4 separate regions of the Homo sapiens genome follow, and regions 2, 3 and 4 are each linked to region 1. Evidence: chromatin contacts called from ENCODE Hi-C or POLR2A ChIA-PET data. All regions are on one chromosome and are shown on one strand. The core of a region is the stretch at or near the end of the contact, and the rest is flanking DNA. Distances in the headings are between cores, read along the strand shown. Region 1 holds the start of STT3A-AS1 (STT3A antisense RNA 1). Region 2 holds the start of NRGN (neurogranin). Region 3 holds the start of ESAM-AS1 (ESAM antisense RNA 1). Region 4 has its middle 23 kb from the start of RPUSD4.

Region 1 (4,442 bases), core at 735-3,234:
AAGCTTAAATGTATTCTAAGAAACATGTTTAATACTTTTTTTTTTTTTTTTGGTGGGAGAGTCTTGCTCCGTTGTCCAGGCTGGAGTGCAATGGCGTGATCTCAGCTCACTGCAACCTCTGCCTCCTGGGTTGAAGCAATTCTACTGCCTCAGCCTCCTGAGTAGCTGAGATTACAGGAGCCCACCATCGCGCCTGGCCTACTTTGAAAAAAATTAATAAAAACTCTAACATCTTAATATTCTTTTTCTTTTTTTGAGACGGAGTTTCGCTCTTGCTGCCCAGACTGAAGTGCAATGGCGCGATCTTGGCTCACTGCAACCTCCAACTCCTGGGTTTAAGCGATTCTCCTGCCTCAGCCTCCCAAGTAGCTGGGATTACAGGATCCTGACACCAAGCCCAGCTAATTTTTGTATTTTTAGTAGAGATGGGGTTTCACCATGTTGGTGAGGCTGTTCTCAAACTCCTGACCTCAGGTGATTCACCCGCCTCGGCCTCCCAAAGTGCTGGGATTACAGGCGTGAGCCACCGCGACCGGCCTTAATATTCTTAGGTTAATACTTAAAAAAAAACAAAAGAAACTTGAACACAATCTTTCTAATTTTAATGCCCCCCTCCCCGCTTTTTTATTTTTAAAGAGAAAAAACTTCTTTTTGAGACGGAGTCCAGCTCTGTCGCCAGGCTGGAGTGCAGTGGCACGATCTCGGCTCACTGCAACCTCCGACTCCCTGGTTCAAGTGATTCTGTGTCAGCCTCCCGAGTAGCTGGGATTACAGGCACGCGCCACCACGCCCAGCTAATTTTTCTATTTTTAGTAGAGACGGGTTTCACCATGTTGGCCAGGATGGTCTCTACCTCCTGACCTCGTGATCCGCCCGCCTTGGCCTCCCAAAGTGCTGGGATTACAGGGGTGAGCCACCGCGCCCGACCAAAACTCGTATTTTGAAGAAGCATTTACTCCAAGTTCTGTAATTCCTTCAGGCTCAGCTTCAGTTTCCTTTTGTTAAAGTAAAATTACATCGAACACTTACTACTAAAAACAAAACCAAAAAAAAGCAGATCTATTGAATCATAACGTCCTGGGGCGAGCCTGGTCATGTGGATTTTGAAAAAAATGCATGTGATTCTGAAGCAGTGATTTAAATAATGACCTTTCAATAAGTGGTGGGTTCCGTTCATGGGAGAATAGGAAACTGCGTGAGTGGTAGAGGCAACAAGTTCGAAGAGCTGCGAGACGTTCCCACTCTCTCTGGTGTAGCCTTGGCTCACCGAGGCGCGCAGGGAGTGGAAGTGCCTGAGGATAAAGGTGTACACGTGCGAGTCTGAGATGATGGAATTGCTGCTCAAACTTCGTCCCCTTCTCTGCCCTCAGCAAACTTATTGGGGGTCGGGGAGCGCGTGGGGTGCGAGAGAAGAGAGGCAAGTTAGGATAGGGAGAGCGGCTCTCTGGCCGGTATTTTAACAAAGGGCTGAACTGACTAAGCATGGCCGGGCTGCCTCCCGGTCTCCCGAGGAAGCCCGCTTGCTGCTGGGGAGGGCTGTGCCTCCGCGGCGGTGGCTGTCTCAGCTGGCAGTAGAAATGCTTCCAGCTTAGCCCCGACAACCCCTTTAGGCCTAGGCACGCTCTTTCACAAAACCAGGGGCTGTGAACTCTGTCAAGGTTCCCAGGTCCATCGCAGTTACCAAGGCACAGTAAAAGCTCGAGTCAACTATCAGGCACATCCTGCAAAAGACGAACTGTCTGGACCAGTCCGCGTTTGAGTTTTAATTGAGAATAAATAGGTAGAAAATGCTTCCCTCCTCTCCTTTCACCTTGTATTAGGTAACAATTTCTACCTTAAAAAAGACGGGAGACGAGCGGCTCCGCATTCCGAGTTACTGGGACTTGGAGCAAGGGCCTATTTCAGCGTAGTTTCCGCTTCTTGTCACATGACGGGAGTCAGTGGGCCGCGCCTTCCCACTGCGACTCCCCGTGGGTCCGCAAACCGACACGTCACTCCTCGGCCCTCAACCAAACTGCTTGGGGCACGTTCTTTCCGCGCTCTTGACTCCTACGCGCCGGCCTATGACAGCTCGGCGGGAGCATACAGACCTGCCTCTAGACTGCTAAGTGATAGCTGTAATGACCAATTAAAAACTTGAATCGCGGCCCGGTTTACGCCTCCGGATTTGACAGACAGTTCCGAGACCCTATCGCTCTCCAGAAGCGTCCTATTGGCCTGGAGCCAGCCAACGGGGGAGCGGTCCGGGAGGCGGACCCGGCTCCTGCCAGGGTTGGGTGCGCCGCTGAACGGATGGCTGAGGGAGCCCCGCGGATCGTTTAGGAAAGCCGGCCAGGTGAGAAGGCCGTAGAACGTAACTTGAAAATCAGCGGCAGGTGCAGTCCATGGCGTTGATGGGGCTGAACGAAGTGCAGGAGGCAAAACTCTAAATGGGGGTGGAGAGCAGAGCTTAGGGCCTTGCAGAGGAGGGGGCGTGGGGCGTGGTGTGGGGGCTTCCTGGATGGAAGGATGCGAAGGTCTAGGGAGGGAGGGTAAGGTGGGTCTTGAGAACAGAGCGTGGGAAAGACTGGGTCCTGGGACTAGTTATGGAGGGGAAGGCGCGTAGGATGCTGGGGTGATGAGTGTCCCGCGCTGAGGGGTATCAGAGGTGGTCAGTTCTTTGAGGGTGGGAAGAAGAGGGAGGTGGGACCCGCTGGAACGACCGGAAGGGAGAAGAGAGTAAAAGATCGTGAGAGGGTGTGGAAACGTGTGTAGGAAAACGGGGCTGGGGAAATTGCAGTCTGGGAAACTAGAGGCAGGGTGGCAGGAGATGCCACAGCTTGCAGGGCACAGTTGAGGAGAGCAGGTTGGTAAGTGTTTTAAGAAAGGTGTCTTTGCTCTTATTTGCTTGGCGGTGTGCGAAAGTGACCAAAGAGCACGAGATGAAATCTCCCTTACGGCCCTGCCCTCAATGACTAGCTCGTTTACTCAAGTTTTCAAGTAGAGATCCTAGCAGTCTCATTTTGGTGTGTGGCTCGTATCAACGCAGTGGTGTTAAGTTTGTTCCTATTTCAGGCATTCCAGAAAACAGCTGCAAACCCTGAGAGATATGGCTGGATTGTTGACCTCCTGGAGTAGTTAGGCCTTTATTTTTAGTTGCAAAGTAAGCTTTCCCTTTGGGACTATACTTAAACACATTTCTAAACTGCTCTTCTGGGACAGTTAATTATGGAGAACATGCTTGACTTCTCAGTGTTGGGGCTAGCATTCTATATGCCTTCCACCTAGTCCAGTGTTGTTGTTGTTTTGTTTTTCTCCTTTATTCCAATAATAGTGGGAAAAAAGATTCATGGAGGAGGATAGACAAACGTTTGTTAAGGGATACACAAGTACAACTAGATAGGAATAAATTCTAGTGTTCTATAGGATAACTATTATTAGGAGTATAATTAACAACAAAAATACACAATTTGTTGTATATTTTCAGATAGCTAGAAGAGTGGATTTTGAATATTCCTAAGACAAAAAAAATAAGGTGATGAATCTACTAATTATTTCCCGACTTGATCATTACACATTATATACATGTACCAAAATGTCACACTGTACTCCATAAATATGTACAATTATGTGTCAGTCAAAAAGAATAAAAGCAAAACATCTTGAATGGTGTTGCATATCCTTTGTTATAGTCGTTATAACTTAGCTCTTGATCACCTTGTAATTTAAAAAAGTAGGTCTGGGCGTGGTAGCTCACGCCTGTAATCCCAGCACTTTGGGAGGCTGAGGTGGGCAGATCATGAGGTCAAGAGATCCAGACCACCCTGGCCAACATGGTGAAACCCCGTCTCTACTAAAAATACAAAAATTAGCTGGGCGTGGTGGCGCACACCTGTAGTCCCAGCTTCTCATGAGGCTGAGGCAGAAGAATCGCTTGAACCCAGGAGGTGGATGGAGGTTGCAGTGAGCCGAGATGGCACCACTGCACTCTAGCCTGGCGACAGAGCAAGACTCCGTCTCAAAAAAAAAAAAAAAAAAAAGATAGTAGTACTGTCTTATACAAGAATAACTAACCTATGGTAGATTAGTGCTATATTGCTATATAAATAATTCATATCTGTCATGTGATTTCCATTTTGAACTGCCTACAGATAGTGTCCCTCAACATTTTAATCTACTTTTTTTAATCCCCCGACTCTTCTGCTTCAGTAGGAAAAATTCGTTTTCTTTCCCTCTAGATTATCATCTGATGCCATCAAACTGTCTGTGTAATTTAATCAGTCTCTTAAATCAGCATTGTCAGTTACAGAGAAGCCTTGAGACAGATGATTGGAAGCGGGTATAGATCTGAGCAGTCGTTACAGTCTGATATATGGGATGAGAACACAGTGGATCTGTGTTTGGGTACCTCCACCTCTTTTTGAGTGCATGATTGTACCTGCATTAGTTATCAGGTATGCTGT
Region 2 (4,442 bases), core at 1,192-3,691, 850 kb before region 1:
GCCCACCTTGCTGACAAACCCCAGCCACCTAGAGGCTCAGAAGAGGGACCTTTCCCCAGCGCTAGTGGGTGCCTTGGCCCCACAGTGGTTAAGGGGCCCACGCTGAGCATGTCTTTGGATGTCAGTGGGTGACAACCCGTGCAGGGTGTGTGTCTCTGGGTGTGTGGGCAGTGTGTGTGTCTGCATCTTTGGGTCTGTGTGTGTAATTTCTATGAGGCCATATGTGTTACTGCTCCTGCCACTGGTATTTGAGTTTGTGAGTGTCTGTCTTCTCATCTCAGGCTCTGCCTTCCTCTCTGTCTTTTCCTCACCTCAGAGCCTGCCCATCCCCCAGGGCCAGCACTGTGGCCAGTTCTGCGTAGGCGCCTTGAGTGGGCTGTTGCTGAAATGGTTGCTTTGCGGATGGAACTGACAGTTGCCGTATCTGTTCTCCTATGGGCCCTCCAGTGTTCAGAGACACCCTCACCCCACACAAAGGTGTCCTTCAGGAAGAGGGAAGGGCTGTGCTGCCTGTGTGGGAGTTGGTGGGGGGGGTGTTGTAAAGATACCCCCCCTTCAGTTCTGACCAGCAGGAAGAAGGGCCCAGAGGCAGCGCAGTCTGCAGAGGGATGTTGCCTAGCAACTTGGGAGACTTGACTGCAAACTCACCAAATCCCGAATTCCTCAGCTCTAATTTGGGAAGAGAAAAGCACAGAGTCTAGGCCTGGTATCCACTCTGTCCCCCAATTTCCCCCTTTCCTCTCCTCTCTGGATTCTGGAGTTGAAGTCCAGCAGGAATTGGCACAACAGAAGGCCACAGATGTGCGTGTCATTTAGGCAAGGGCCTGAGTTCCCAGGACATCTGGCCACTTGGAGGAGGTGGGGAGATGAAAGATGTGCCAGAGACAGATTGGGGAACAGATTTTTTTTTACAAAAGTGGGTGGGTCCCAAACATGCTGGGAGAGACACCCCTACACCCCAAGCCCTGGAATCCCGGCCAGCATCCAGCTCAGCCTGGGACCCCAAGCTGGCTAACCTTATCCCCACCCTGAATGGACTCAGGCATTTCTCTCCCACTCATTTTTCCTTTGGCAAGCAGAGCCTCGGGCCCAAACATCTAGGTGGAAAGGAAGCATGTCACCGCCACGTGGTCCCTGGTCATGGCCAGGGACTGGGGATGCACAGCAGAGCTGTCTCAGGATCTGCTGTCCCAACCAGAGCCACAGGGCATTTCCCACCTTTGCTCCCAGCAGGAGCCATCCTTTCCTCCTTCCCTTCTCTGGGACCTTAGCTGAGAAGACTTTCTAGTTTTCTCAGAGAAGGCCTACCCTACCCACATAACAAGCCACACTGCCAGCTTTTGTACCCTGCCGAGTTGGGGGAGGCTGACGACCACAACAGTGGCAGTCTGTCCCTCCCAGATGCTCTTTCCATAGCTCCCCTTCCCAGCCTCTCACGAAGCCCACATCCTGCCTCATCATGGACCCAAGAGCCAATTACTTCGAATTCTCTACACTTGGGTTTAGGGTATTTTTCTTCTTCTCAGGAGCAAGGGCGAGGATGGCCAGCTTTTGTCTTATTCTGAGGCAGCAGATCAAAAGGTTAGGCAGAGTCTGGTATGAAAGGGAGGAGGATACTTCTTCCAAGTCTGTGCCCATATATAAATACATACAAAATAGGTGTTGTGCATATATGATGTTGTTTGTTGCAGCTCATGTAGACAGATCGATAATAGATACGTCATGCCGACAGCTTGAGTTGGGTGACTGTCCGTGTGCGTGCGTGAGCGCGCGGGCGCCCGCAACAGGGTGTCCGCATTTACCTGCAACTGAAGGGCTGCGTAGTTATTTTTGCAGGTTGTATCTGCAGTGTCTGTATGCTGGAAGAAGGCCTGGGAAAATCATATGTGGACATGTGGGGCTTGTGAGCTTTTGTGTGGACGCATGCCCATCGCCAGGTTGTACCAACAGGTTTCTCCGTCTGTAGCAGGAGTGATGATGAGACCTTTTTACCGCCCGTTAGGGAGCCTTTCTTTGCGGACTGAGGGGGAGTGAAGTGAAAGGGAGCCATATTTGGGACTCCTGCTAGGTTGTGGAAGTATGGAGGGATGGGTGAGGGGTGCGTGGTTTTCTCTGAGCGGGAGTAGGTGCTGTGCCCAGATGTGGGTGTTTGTGCTCGGGGTGTCGGGGGCCTCCTTCTGCCTACTCCGGCGTACATCTGCCTGGCAGTCTGCCGCCTAGCAAGCCAGGGGATTGCGCCCGGGAGGATGGAGTGTGTAGGAGGCTTGGATACAAGCGTGTAGGCGGAGGGGCTGGGGCAGGAGCGGGAGCGCGGCGCAGAGAGCCGCGAGAGGGCGTGGCCCTCCCTCCACTTCTCCCCGCCCACCCTGCCGGAGGCTGCTCCTGATTGGCTTCCCGGCCGCGGGGCTCAGGTTACATTCGCGAGCGGAGCCGAGCGCGGGAGACCGGACCCGAGAGCAGAGCTGCTGTTTCGGCGCGGGTCGGCTGGCGGCCGACTGCCCCAGAGCCCCCACCCGGCACCACACAGACCCCACCCCCGCCCTGCGCCAGCCTTCGTCCCCGCAGAGGACCCCCCGACACCAGCATGGACTGCTGCACCGTAAGTTAGAGGGCCCGGGGGAGGGGCACTTGGCGGGGTCCGCTGCGAGAGGCGCCTGAGAAAGCCCTGGAGGGCGAGAGAGGGATGGAAGTGGATGCGGAAGACCTAGGAGCAGAAAGAAAAGGGGTCCTTGCCGAGACGTGGGTGGTGGATGGTGGAAGGCGCCCGCCCGACTTGGAAGCCCTAGGAAAAATGCTCCTCAACTCGCGGGGGCGTCTGAGCGCCCATCCGTTAGACAGCCTAGGCTGGACTGGGAGCTCGGCAGGGCTCTGCAAGAGGGGAACTGCGGGTTGGATGACAGGAGGAACTTCCTCCCCAGTGAGACGCTGGCAACCATCGCCTGGAGACACTGCAGCGACTCCTTCCTCCCGTCTTTCGGCCCCCACCCCGTTCCCCATCCCACTGCGCCGCCGTCGGTGGGCGGACAGGCTGATCCTCATGACCCTCCAACGATCGCCTAAGCGCCCTGTGCAGCGCAGGCTGGTCCATATTGGTTAGCTCGGTAGTGATGCTGGCTGCAAAGAGCCTAGTCAGGGTGGTTCTGGGGAGGGGTTGTCCCGGCCCCCAAGGCCTTCTCGCTCGGAAGGGGCTGGGTGAAGTGACCGCGAGAGAGCCCTGCTGGCGAGGAAAGGAAGTGTCTGCAATTTGTCAGCGCCCACGCGGAAACCTGGGTACTGCAAGTGCCCAGCGCCCGAGGGGTTTGCTGTAAAGGTGACTCGGTATGAAAGCGCCTGGCATAGGCCCTGGCTCCTGCCTCACTGGAAGAGTACAGTGATCATACGTATATGAAATTTATTTGTTTGCTTATTTATTTTTTGCCTCTGCACTTGGAGAAAGACTATTCCAAAGTCCTTGTATTTTCAGTCATTCAGTCAACCAGCTAATGATACACGAGGTTACTGACTTTGCCACCTTATGGCATAGTAAAGAAAAAAAAAGTGGGCTTTGGAAGGGAAGGATAGCCCAGTTCTATAATAGGTGAGACTTTCCCATGTCTGGGTACCAAGAGGCAGAGAACACTTAGGGGCAAGTGGTGGTGGTTGCGATTTTAACTCTTATTAGTTTAAGTAATAGTTGCCAGTTTGTGAATGCCTGCCCTGTAGCCAGCACTTTATATTTAATCATAGCAACAACCCTGTGAAGTAGGTATTATTTCACAGATGTGCCAACTGAGGTTTAGAAAGTTAGATTTTTCCAAGGAAGCATGACTCCTAACTGTGGAGGCAGGATTCAAACATAGCCCTGTCTTCTTCGAAGAGCTGTGGTTTAACCTCTCCTCTAAATATTTACTGATTATAAAAGTAATCTGCTCATAATAGAAAACGTAAAACCTAGAGAAAAGTATGAAAAACAAACATGTCAGTCACCTACAGTCCCACCCCCTGGAGAACACCCCGATAACATATCTCCTTCCAGCCTTTTCCCTCTGCTTGTTATTCTACAGGAAGCAATTTTTTGGTTGTGAAGGGAGAAATGGGCTCCTCATGGAGGTTCCTGGGCTCCACTGAGGAAGAGCCCTTCCTCCCAGCAGTGTTGTATAAAGTAGAGAAGATAAATGGATGGTGGGTTCTGGGAAATGAGCTGGGGGGAGGGGAGAGGTGAGGATGACAGGGGAGTATTGCTGGGGAAGGGGAAGTGGGAGACGTGGTCACTGGAAAGAGGTGAGTAAACAAAGAATCCAAGAGGCCAGGGAAGGAATGGAATTGGTCTCCTCTGTGTCTGCAGTAGTAATTAGAGTAGGATGTGGGGGTCCCTGCCTGGAACTGTTGCTCTTGAGTGCCCAGGGAGCCATACTGAGGGATTAGTAGACATGGTTGAAGTCAGTGTCCCTTAAAAAAGGAGA
Region 3 (4,442 bases), core at 1,272-3,771, 830 kb before region 1:
AGCAGCTGTAGGGGCCAGAGTCTTTCTCCTGGAGACCCTCCAGCCGCAGGGACAGGTTCCGGGAGGGCATGGAGTAGACCAAGGATACTCCAGGTTTGCTTGTTGTGACCCCATTGATGTAGGACAACACCTGGTGTGGGGCATAACACATCCCCGTCATTACTACATGTGTCTACTGTGCCTACAGGCTCAGCCACTCTCCCTCCCCCAGCTCGCATTCTCCAAATGCCCCTCACATGCACCCATTCTTCTAACCTGAACCAGCTCCCCATTCACCTTTTGTCCCTAGCCCCCTCTCACTGCCCCTGGGTCCTCTTCACCAGAACAGTTCTTCGTTCCTGCGCATTGTCTCATCTCCCAATTGCGGTGTTTAGAAAGGTGACATAATAGTGGGAGGAGGGACATGTAAATAGGAGGTATGTATATATGCAACTCAGACTGCTGGGGTGGATCCAGGTTTGTAAGACCTGAAACTTACACAATGGGGAAGGCATCTTGGAGGAAAAAAATATTAAAAATGTATTTTAAAAGTATCAAATGAGGCTGGGCACGTTGCCTCATGCCTGTGAGCACTTTGGGAGGCTGAGGCAGGTGGATTGCTTGAGTCCAAGAGTTCAAGACCAGCCTGGGCAATACGGTGAAACACAGTCTCTACAAAAAATACAAAAATTAGCCTGGCATGGTGGCGTGTGCTTGTAGTCCCAGCTACTCAGGGGGCTGAGGTGGAAGGATTACTTGAGCAGGAGCGGTAGAGGCTGTAGTGAGCGAAGACTGCACCATTGCATTCCAGCCTGGGCAACAAGAGTAAGACCCCTGTCTCAAAAAAATCCAGCTGACTTCCTTGAACACAGTTTTCAGGGGTTCTGAACATTGTTTCATTCTCTTCTGGGGTAAATCTGTATTTGGATGTAAGCCCGGTGTCAAAACAGATGGGTGGGAGATTGTGGGAGGAGATGGCCCCTTGGCTCTCAAGGTGGTATACAGGGGGGCAAGGTGACAGATGAGAATCATTTGGGAAGAGAAGTGGCCTGTGACTTGACAGTATTCAAAGCAGAGAATGTGAAAACAGAAATATGCTAACTTTTTTTTTTTTTTTTTTTTTTGAGACAGAGTCTTACTCCGTCGCCCAGGCTGAAGTGCAGTGGCTGGATTTTGGCTCACTGCAACCTCCACCTTGTGGATTCAAGCAATTCTCTTGCCTCAGCCTCCCAAGTAGCTGGGATTACAGGCGGGTGCCACCATGTCCGACTAATTTTTGTGTTTTTAGCAGAGACGGGGGTTTCACCATATTGGCCAGGCTGCTCTCGAACTCTTGGCCTCAAGTGATGTGCCCACCTCGGCCTCCCAAAGTGCTGGGATTACAGGTATGAGTCACTGAGTCAGGCCAGAAATATGCTAACTTTTATAAGTCGTGTGTGTTACTTCCCCTAAGCGTTTCCCAGTCCTCAACTTCCATTCTTCCCCTCCTCCTCTCCTCCCTCATAACCAAGTAAAATGCCTCTCACACTTTTACAGTATTTTGTGTGCTGGATTTTTAGGGAAAGCCGGCAAAAGATAATTGTTTGGGAAGTCTCCAATATCAGAACAAAAACTGAACTGGTGAAGACTTCTGCTTTTCCCTGAAACTCCTTCCCCGGCCCCCATTCCCTCTCCACCCCTCCCACCGCTACCAGCTCTTTGCTTACAACCCCCTCTGGGCGCAACTTGCCGCTGGCTGACAGGCGTTCTTCCCTCACCTGATCCTCCTTTTCTTTCTGTTTGAAGAACCACATCACAAAGGGCACCTCCCATGGCTGGGATGAAGACACCTCCCCGTGCAAGGTGTACCACGCTGGAAGCACCACTTCCCCTCCCTCCACCGCCTGCAACCGGTTGGCGGGCAAGTGCAGTTGCAGCTGGGCCCGCGAGGGGGGCGCTGGAGACAAGAGCGAGGCGTGAGTGCCCAGGACCGGCTCCCAGCTCCGCCCGCGGACCCTGCCCTACGCGGCTTCACCAGAGAGCGAGGAAAGTCGCTTTAACTGGAAAGAGGAACCTTGCGGGGTCCGGCCCCTGGAGGCCTCAAGGGGTGCCCAGGGACCACTGGCTCAGTGTCCTGCTTCCCATTTCATCACGACTTCTCTCCACCGCCAGCCTCTGCAGTTGTAGCGGGGATGGGGACACATTTATATGCATTTATTCGTATCCAGAGGCGCAGATTTCTGAGCATCAAAGAGAGGGGGCAGATTTCCAGCGAGGAGGGGAAGATATGAGAAGAAAGGGTGGACCGACTGTTTCTGTCGTACGCGCCACGTAGCCCACTTGCTTCCCTAGTTTTCCTGAGGGAGAGTAGGGATGCTGCTCCGGGCCGCCAGGGTCCCTCACTCCCGAGTTCTCAAAGGGCGGAGGGGTTTGGGAGGCCGTCTGGTTACCTATTAACCCTGCGGCTCCTTCTGAGCTTGCCAGGAGCTGGAGAGAGCAGAGCAGCCCAGCGCCCAAGCCTGACCCAGTGAATGCGATGCTCCCCGCCCTCCCGCGCAATCTCAGAGGCGGGCTTCCCTCGGAAAACGGAGGGTTGAAACCCAGAAAGCTCCTCGGAGCCCTTCTGGGGTTCGGGCGATCTGGGCAGAGAACTCTCGGGTGGCAAGGAATTAAGGGCAGCGCGAACGACGGTCTCTAGACAAGTATGAAGCCTCCCCTGAGTGTGTCCGGCGCTCAGGGGGTGGACCGGGGTGTTGGTTTCAAGGAGGGGGCCATCGTTTGCACCACGGCGTCCAGAAATACTCATCCTTTGCCCTTCGGGGAGGCAACAGAGCAGCCAACTGGTAAGCCCTTTGGGGAATAACCTTGGGCTTGCACACGGCCAGGCCTGAGGATGATCGCCGCTCCAGTCCCGGGCCCTACTCCCTCCAGGCCTCGGCCCTCTGCCTCGGAGCGGAAGACGCCACCTCCGCGTGGCGAGCAGGCGGCCAACGCCGCGGGAAGAGGCCGCAGCCAGGCCCCGCTCTCCACCCTCGCCCTAGGAGAGCCAGGCTGAAGGCCTCTAAGGGCTGGGAGCCGATCCGGCCAGGATGCAAGCCTCCCCCACCGCTTCCCGGCTGCGCCGTACAGAACCCCCACCTCTGTTACTTGGCCTTCGCAGCATCCCCCTTCCCATTTCCTGGAGGATCTCTGTGGTCTGGGCAGGAAATTTGTACCCAGTGATAAGGCAGAAGACAATGAAGGGGGGGCCACTAGACCGGAGGCTCTACGGGAGGAAACAATCCCCGCCTCAAGGAGCTGGACGCCCCCTGGGGACCCGGCCCGCTGGCCATTCCGCTGAGGCCGGGCACGCCTGGAGCCTGCAGGTGCTGCCGGCTCTCCCCCAGCCTTTCTACGACACACACCCGGCGGCCAGAAAGGGTTTCCGCCGGGAAACTGCCTGGGGCCCAGAAGGGGCGCGCCCTTCCTTCACCTTGTGGACCACCAGCGACCTCCCCAGGTCCCACATTTATAATTCCACTTTCCAGAAGGTAGAGGAGAGTTAAAAGAGATAGTAACGGACACACTGGGGTCTGGGCACATGCTCCTTGCCCTTCGCCCTGTCAGAAACTAGGAACAGAAGAGGGCCTGAGGCTTTTCTGCTCTCCCTCCTGGGTGTCTGCTGGCTCGGAAGTCACCAACTGGTCCGTTTTTTTCGGTCCCAGGGTCCACGGAGCCACTGGGAGAGAAAAGGAGTCTGGTTGGGTCTGATCGAAGGACACTGGGACAGCCCAAGAAAGGGACCCTTCCGGCCCACAGCCCTCTCCGAGGCCAGAGTGAGGGAGCCGGCAGGGGCCGAAGGAGAGCGAAATGGGCCCGCTCCCCGGGGCTATTTTTAGTCTCCCTCTTTCTCTGAGAAACTCCCCCCGCGGGCTTCTCACGCCCCAGGGGCAGCAGCACTGAGCCGCCGAGGAGCCTACTGAGCCGGAGAGCCTCCTCCAGAGCCCAGAAGAGCGGAGCCGGGCGCCTGCACGTTGCACCGGGGTCACCAGTGCCATTTAACCCTCGAGTGGCTGGCGGGAACTGGGCAACCCCCCAGGGGGACCGATTGGAACTTTTGAGTCCAGGTCTTCAGTCTGACAAACTGAGGCTCAAAGCTGGGGTAGGACAAAGGGTTGCAGATGAGCAGCAGGTGAAGCCTGGGACACTCAGGCAGTCAACTTGAACTGTCCTCCCTGGCTTCAGAGATTCCCCCAGCCCCCACCCCCCACAAGGAAGGGGGATAGAGTTGGGGTGGAATGCAGAAGGAACAGAGCTGAAGTTGAAGTTGGGAAAGGCGGGATGAGAAGTCTGAGGGATCCTGGAGCAGGCCCACCAAGCCCAGAGGGACAGAAGGCTACTTGTGGCCTTGGTGTGGCCTGGGGGGCTGTACTTGAGACTCATTTTGTCCAAGGACTATAATATTGCATGCCCCGACACCTGTGGGGCACAGAACATGCTAAAGG
Region 4 (4,442 bases), core at 1,134-3,633, 600 kb after region 1:
CTGGGGAGATGGGAACCTGTAAGCCTGGACCTGAAGCAGGGGCTTTAGCCAGCCAGGCCCAGGGGCCAGATGGAGCAGAGAGAAGCCGCTCACCAGGCCTCGAGTGGAAGGGGCGCGCCTGCACATCTGAAGCCTGGGGAGAAGCAGGCCTGGTGACTCGGTGCGTGTCCAGCAAGGGAAGGGAGCCAGGCGAGGCCAGGGAGTGGACAGCTGGACGCCTGCTGGACCTCCCCCAAGGAAGGCTTCCGGGCTCCGGCTGAGGGATCATGAAGTGCTGAGGTGCCTTAAGCCCAGGGGCCCATGACTGGAGTCGCCCCTACCATTTCATTTTAGTCTTCACGCCAGTTTATGAGCTACTGAAGGGTCCCAACTTTGTCACCTTAGGATCATTCCCCAGGGTCCCACGTACACCCCACTCCCCTGCAACAGGAGAGGCCTGCCTCGCCCCTCTTGGACTCAGCGCAGCGCTGGTGCCCATCTCTGAGTGGTGGAGGCTCCAGCATTTCTATACAGCAGGGGCCTGGGGAGGCTGCAAGGGAGGTATAGAGGGGACCGGTCATCAAACATTTGCAGAGCAGGCTCAGTTTGTTTGTTTGAGAGAGGAGCTGGTGGAGACCGTCCGAGGCTGAAGTCCACTACGGCCCCACAGAGCCCCAGCTGCAGGAAGCCAGAGAAAAGAGCGCCATTCCTGCCTCCGTCTCTGTGAAGGGCGTCCCGGGCTGGGACTGGGTGAGGTGAAGGAGGTTCCTCACTTCCCTGACCAAGGCCCTGCCCGTAGCTCTCACCACCCTCTCCTCGCCTCTGCCCATCCCTCCTTGCCCTCCCACACAGGTCTTGTGGGGGCTCAGGCACCCTCATCAGCACCCCTGCATCATGGGGCCGCTGCTGGGCCTCCCCTAAGAGGGGCTCTCCCCAGTGAAAAGGAGGCTGAAGAGAGGATGGCGCCGAAGCTGCCACCCAGAGGAGAGAAGGGACATTAACACAGAAGGAGAGACTGGAGAGAGAAAATAAGAGACAGAAAATGAGAGGCAGGGAGCGAGGCAGGTGCGAGGGGACGAGAGTGCAATCTTAACAGAAGGGGAAGGCACTAACCAGGGACCACATGCTGGGGCACAGAGGGATGAATATGTATAAACACTGAGAGTCAGACAGGGACAGAGACTGTGCCAGGGACCACAACAGAGGCCGGCAGATGATGGGCGGCCTGTCATCTTTTGGAGCCAGGCCCTGTTAGGAGAATTCTTGGCCTCAGTTGATGCTGGGGGCAGGATGGAGTGTGCCTTCCCCTCCAATTTTTCCAGCTGGAACCCTACATGCAGCTCCAAGCTTTCCCCATCCTTTCTGAGGTTCCGGCTGCAAAGACTCCCAGGACAGGCCAGCCGGGTCGCTGGGCCTGAGAGTGGCCCACCCAGGGCCCACCTTGGGCAGGTGGGGGAGACCGTGGGCTTCCAGGAACAAGGAGCCCCCAACAAGTACAAGAAGGACCCTAAGGGCTGGGTAGGGTGGCAGGGTGGCTCACACTTGTAATCCCAGCACTTTGGGAGGCTGAGGTGGGCAGATCACGAGGTCAGGAGATTGAGACCATCCTGACCAACATGGTGAAACCCCGTCTCCACTAAAAATACAAAAATTAGTCAGGCGTGGTGGTACGCACCTGTAGTCCCAGCTACTCGGGAGGCTGAGGCAGGAGAATTGCTTGAACCCGGGAGGTGGAGACTGCAGTGAGCTGAGATCACATCACTGCACCCCAGCCTGGTGACAGAGCGAGACTCCATCTCAAGAAAAAAAAAAAAGAAGGACCCTAAGACCCACCAGCCAAACAGATCCTCCCACACTCCTTCCAGGTCTGCACCGGACACAGCTGGGCTAAGTGGTGACCTGAGACCCAGGGAGAGCTGAAGCCGGGGAGTTTCTGGGTGTCTTGATGTTGAGGGGTAACTTGTCTGCTGCTTGGAGGGCTCCTTTAGTCACCGGCTGAGAGGATTATCAGGACGGCGCAGGCCTCCAGGTGTGCCACGGCCCTGACTCCGCAACAGCTCTGTGCTACCTACCTCCCCCTCCCTGGGCTTTCTGACCTCTGCCGTCTCGTGCTCCCCTCCCCTATGGGTCAGGATCCAAGCTCCCCAAGTTTGCTACTTCTCCAGCCATGTCGCTCCCTGCCACAAGCTCTACACTGCAGTAACACACCACACTGCTTGCAGACACATCTAGAAACCACAGCACTCCTTCCTCTGGAATGCCCCTCCCTTCTCTCCTCCTGAAAGCTCTCAGGTCCCCAGGAAGGCCCCCTCCCCACCCAGGCTGCATCGGCATTTTGCTAGTGATCTCCGGATGCCTGGGTGCCTCTCCTGCAATCTCTCTGAAACATGTCAGGTGCTCCAGGACAGGGCTACAGCTGCATCTCGACACCCACTACGGCCAACACACAGCCCGGGCCCCTAGGTGATGGGTGGACAAATGAGATGCGGTCAGGATTATAAGCCACACCTCGCCTGACTGGTTCTCCACTTCCTTTTTGTCTTTCCACCTAGATGGCAGGTGCACTGTGTGCAGAAACTGTATCTTCTGCTTCCTTGCCCTCTCCCTAGTTTCAGACAATGTTGTGCACGACAGACACTTGCTGACAGGAAGAGGGGTCAGAGTCTTGCGTGTTCCAAGGGATCCACCTGAATTCTTCAAGGACCCTGCGTTCCGGGCACCAGGGACAAAGCCAGGTCCATGTGTGGTTTCTCTCTTTTCTAGGGCCTGCAAGTTGGAGAGATGCCCTCCCCTCCCCCATAGAATCCCAAACCCTGGTCTGGGGCTCATTCAGGTGGATTTCGGGACAGGCCAGAGGGAAGGGACAGCAACGGAGAGCTGGGGACGGGGGCGCTTTTCCTCGGAAAATAATGAGGCAATTAGAGGAGGCCGAGAGCAGTTCCAGATGTGGCGGCTGACTGCTGAGATAGTGACGTGTACTTCTAACATGTCAGCACGCTGGGGACTGAGGCTGTCTGCAGCTGCTCCAGCTGTCACCTGGCCCCACTGTGCTGCTGCGGTTACCTGGCCTAATGGTTTTGGAATGAGCTGGGCTGGGGCCCACGGCCTAGAACCCTGGTCCCCAAAACTTCTTGCCAGAAAGAAACTCAACCTCAGTAAAAGCCCCATCTGCTGAGGGCCGTCAAGACATTCACCGTCACCTGCCTCGCCTTGAAGTTCGATCCCCTCCAGGACAAGCTTTCAGGGGAAGCTCGGAGCCTGGCCCCGAGCAAGCGCTGGGGACAGAACACAGTGTGGTTGGATGTGGCCCTAGGCCCAGAGTTGCCTAAAGTCCAGGCATGGGAGACAGGACAGGGACAAAGCCCCTCCGACAGGAAGCAGCCAGTGGCTGGCACTGATCAGGTGCACACAAAGGTGTCTGTGTTCCTGTCTGGCCCCTCCCCAGCAGGCCCTGGACCCTGCCCTCTCCATCCCATCTTTCCCAGGCGTCCTGAGCTGCCTGGCCTTTTGAGCGATTACTGGCACAGGATACCAGCACTGACAGCTCTTGTCACAGTCCCCCAGGCCTCATTCATGCTGGAGAGGCGAGGACAGCTTAATTCCCAAACTCAGACACAGGATTGCCTGCCAGATAGGGCATGGGGCTGCCACTGACCCCCACCCCTCCCTCCCTAGGAGGTGGGCACCTGGGAACAAAGCCTCTGGTGTCCCCTCTGCTCTCCTCCCTCCTCTGACCTCCCCTTCCCCTCTTTCTGCATCAAACAGCAGGTGCTGATGGCAGCTAAATTGTCCAGGGATGAGTGATGCTGGGTGCTTAGGAGGATGAGAAGGAAAGAGCTTTGGACATGACAACCTCAACCCTTCCCCACTCCAGCCCCCATTTGGGGACAGGGAAAAGAATTGATGTCAGATGTAGGGGGTTCCCTTAGCCCCAGTATTCTGAGCTTCTGGCCCCCACACCAGGAACCAAGGAGCACTGGCTTCATGCCAACACCTTCAAACCACCCCACACTCCGTGTGGAACCCGAGGCCCTTCAGGAGCTGTCAGACAGCCCCAGGGAGCTGCTGGCCATGCTGTGTTCTCCTGGCATCTTCCCACTCCCAGGCCAGCCACCTTGGCTGGGGGTATCTGCCATGACCTTCACTCCCTGAGCCCTTGGTCTTCACATCCATGGTGGACAATCCCAGATGGGGGTTCCCCAAGTCCCGCCCAGTTTGGGAAACAACTGTGCCCCCTCCCATTTCCAAGGCCATCTCCTAAGCTAGCCTGGGGGCTCCTCACATGTGCTCCTGAGGTTCTAACAACCACTTGGGCATGGCCTGCCCTCTCCGGAGTCAAAGCCACTAATTCAGCTTGGAATGCCCTTCTCCATATGCAGTGTGGAGGAACTGACCCCCTTTTTCTGCTTTTCCTTTCCTAGTTCTCCCCCAAACTGCAGTCAGAATAGCAGAGTTAGGGCTGT

The links. A loop is a pair of places that touch in the nucleus more often than their neighbours do. ChIA-PET counts read pairs that join two places held with the same protein, here RNA polymerase II (POLR2A). Pooled maps may share reads with other maps.
Region 2: a map of naive thymus-derived CD4-positive, alpha-beta T cell shows a loop between it and region 1 (4-fold over the local background). The contact joins the promoter of NRGN here to the promoter of STT3A-AS1 in region 1. A Hi-C loop is called at or near these places in 2 of 168 maps with a recorded cell type or tissue (PC-9 and naive thymus-derived CD4-positive, alpha-beta T cell), 2 of 37 single-sample maps with no recorded cell type and 8 of 50 pooled maps. POLR2A ChIA-PET finds 5 or more read pairs at or near these places in 1 of 52 experiments (CD4-positive, alpha-beta T cell).
Region 3: a loop to region 1 is called in a pooled map, with 5 times the contacts of the local background. The contact joins the promoter of ESAM-AS1 here to the promoter of STT3A-AS1 in region 1. A Hi-C loop is called at or near these places in 2 of 168 maps with a recorded cell type or tissue (PC-9 and naive thymus-derived CD4-positive, alpha-beta T cell), 1 of 37 single-sample maps with no recorded cell type and 11 of 50 pooled maps. POLR2A ChIA-PET finds 5 or more read pairs at or near these places in 1 of 52 experiments (CD4-positive, alpha-beta T cell).
Region 4: a pooled map shows a loop between it and region 1 (4-fold over the local background). The contact joins the enhancer-like site here to the promoter of STT3A-AS1 in region 1. A Hi-C loop is called at or near these places in 2 of 37 single-sample maps with no recorded cell type and 4 of 50 pooled maps. POLR2A ChIA-PET finds 5 or more read pairs at or near these places in 1 of 52 experiments (GM10248).

Annotation. Positions count from the first base shown.
Region 1 is chr11:125,590,584-125,595,025 of GRCh38, forward strand. STT3A-AS1 (STT3A antisense RNA 1) reads right to left here and starts at 1,985. Exons shown (of 4, transcript NR_132372.1): 1 at 1,835-1,985. STT3A (STT3 oligosaccharyltransferase complex catalytic subunit A) reads left to right here and starts at 2,269. Exons shown (of 18, transcript NM_152713.5): 1 at 2,269-2,335. RefSeq lists enhancers at 1,254-1,423, 1,541-2,135.
Region 2 is chr11:124,737,501-124,741,942 of GRCh38, forward strand. NRGN (neurogranin) reads left to right here and starts at 2,442. Exons shown (of 4, transcript NM_006176.3): 1 at 2,442-2,599. The coding sequence starts at 2,585. RefSeq lists silencers at 2,141-2,200, 2,261-2,580.
Region 3 is chr11:124,756,613-124,761,054 of GRCh38, forward strand. It overlaps ESAM-AS1 (ESAM antisense RNA 1), which reads left to right and starts at 2,522. Exons shown (of 2, transcript NR_120577.1): 1 at 2,522-2,801. ESAM (endothelial cell adhesion molecule) reads right to left here. Exons shown (of 7, transcript NM_138961.3): 2 at 1,737-1,915; 3 at 1-130. RefSeq lists enhancers at 1,616-1,775, 3,269-3,338.
Region 4 is chr11:126,186,313-126,190,754 of GRCh38, forward strand. No RefSeq gene overlaps it. Among named protein-coding and RNA genes, the nearest start is that of RPUSD4, 23 kb to the right of the region's middle. RefSeq lists an enhancer at 1-331. Within about 2 kb of position 2,384, at least 2 of the 41 ENCODE cell types and tissues checked have a DNase peak (open chromatin) inside an H3K27ac peak, as active enhancers do.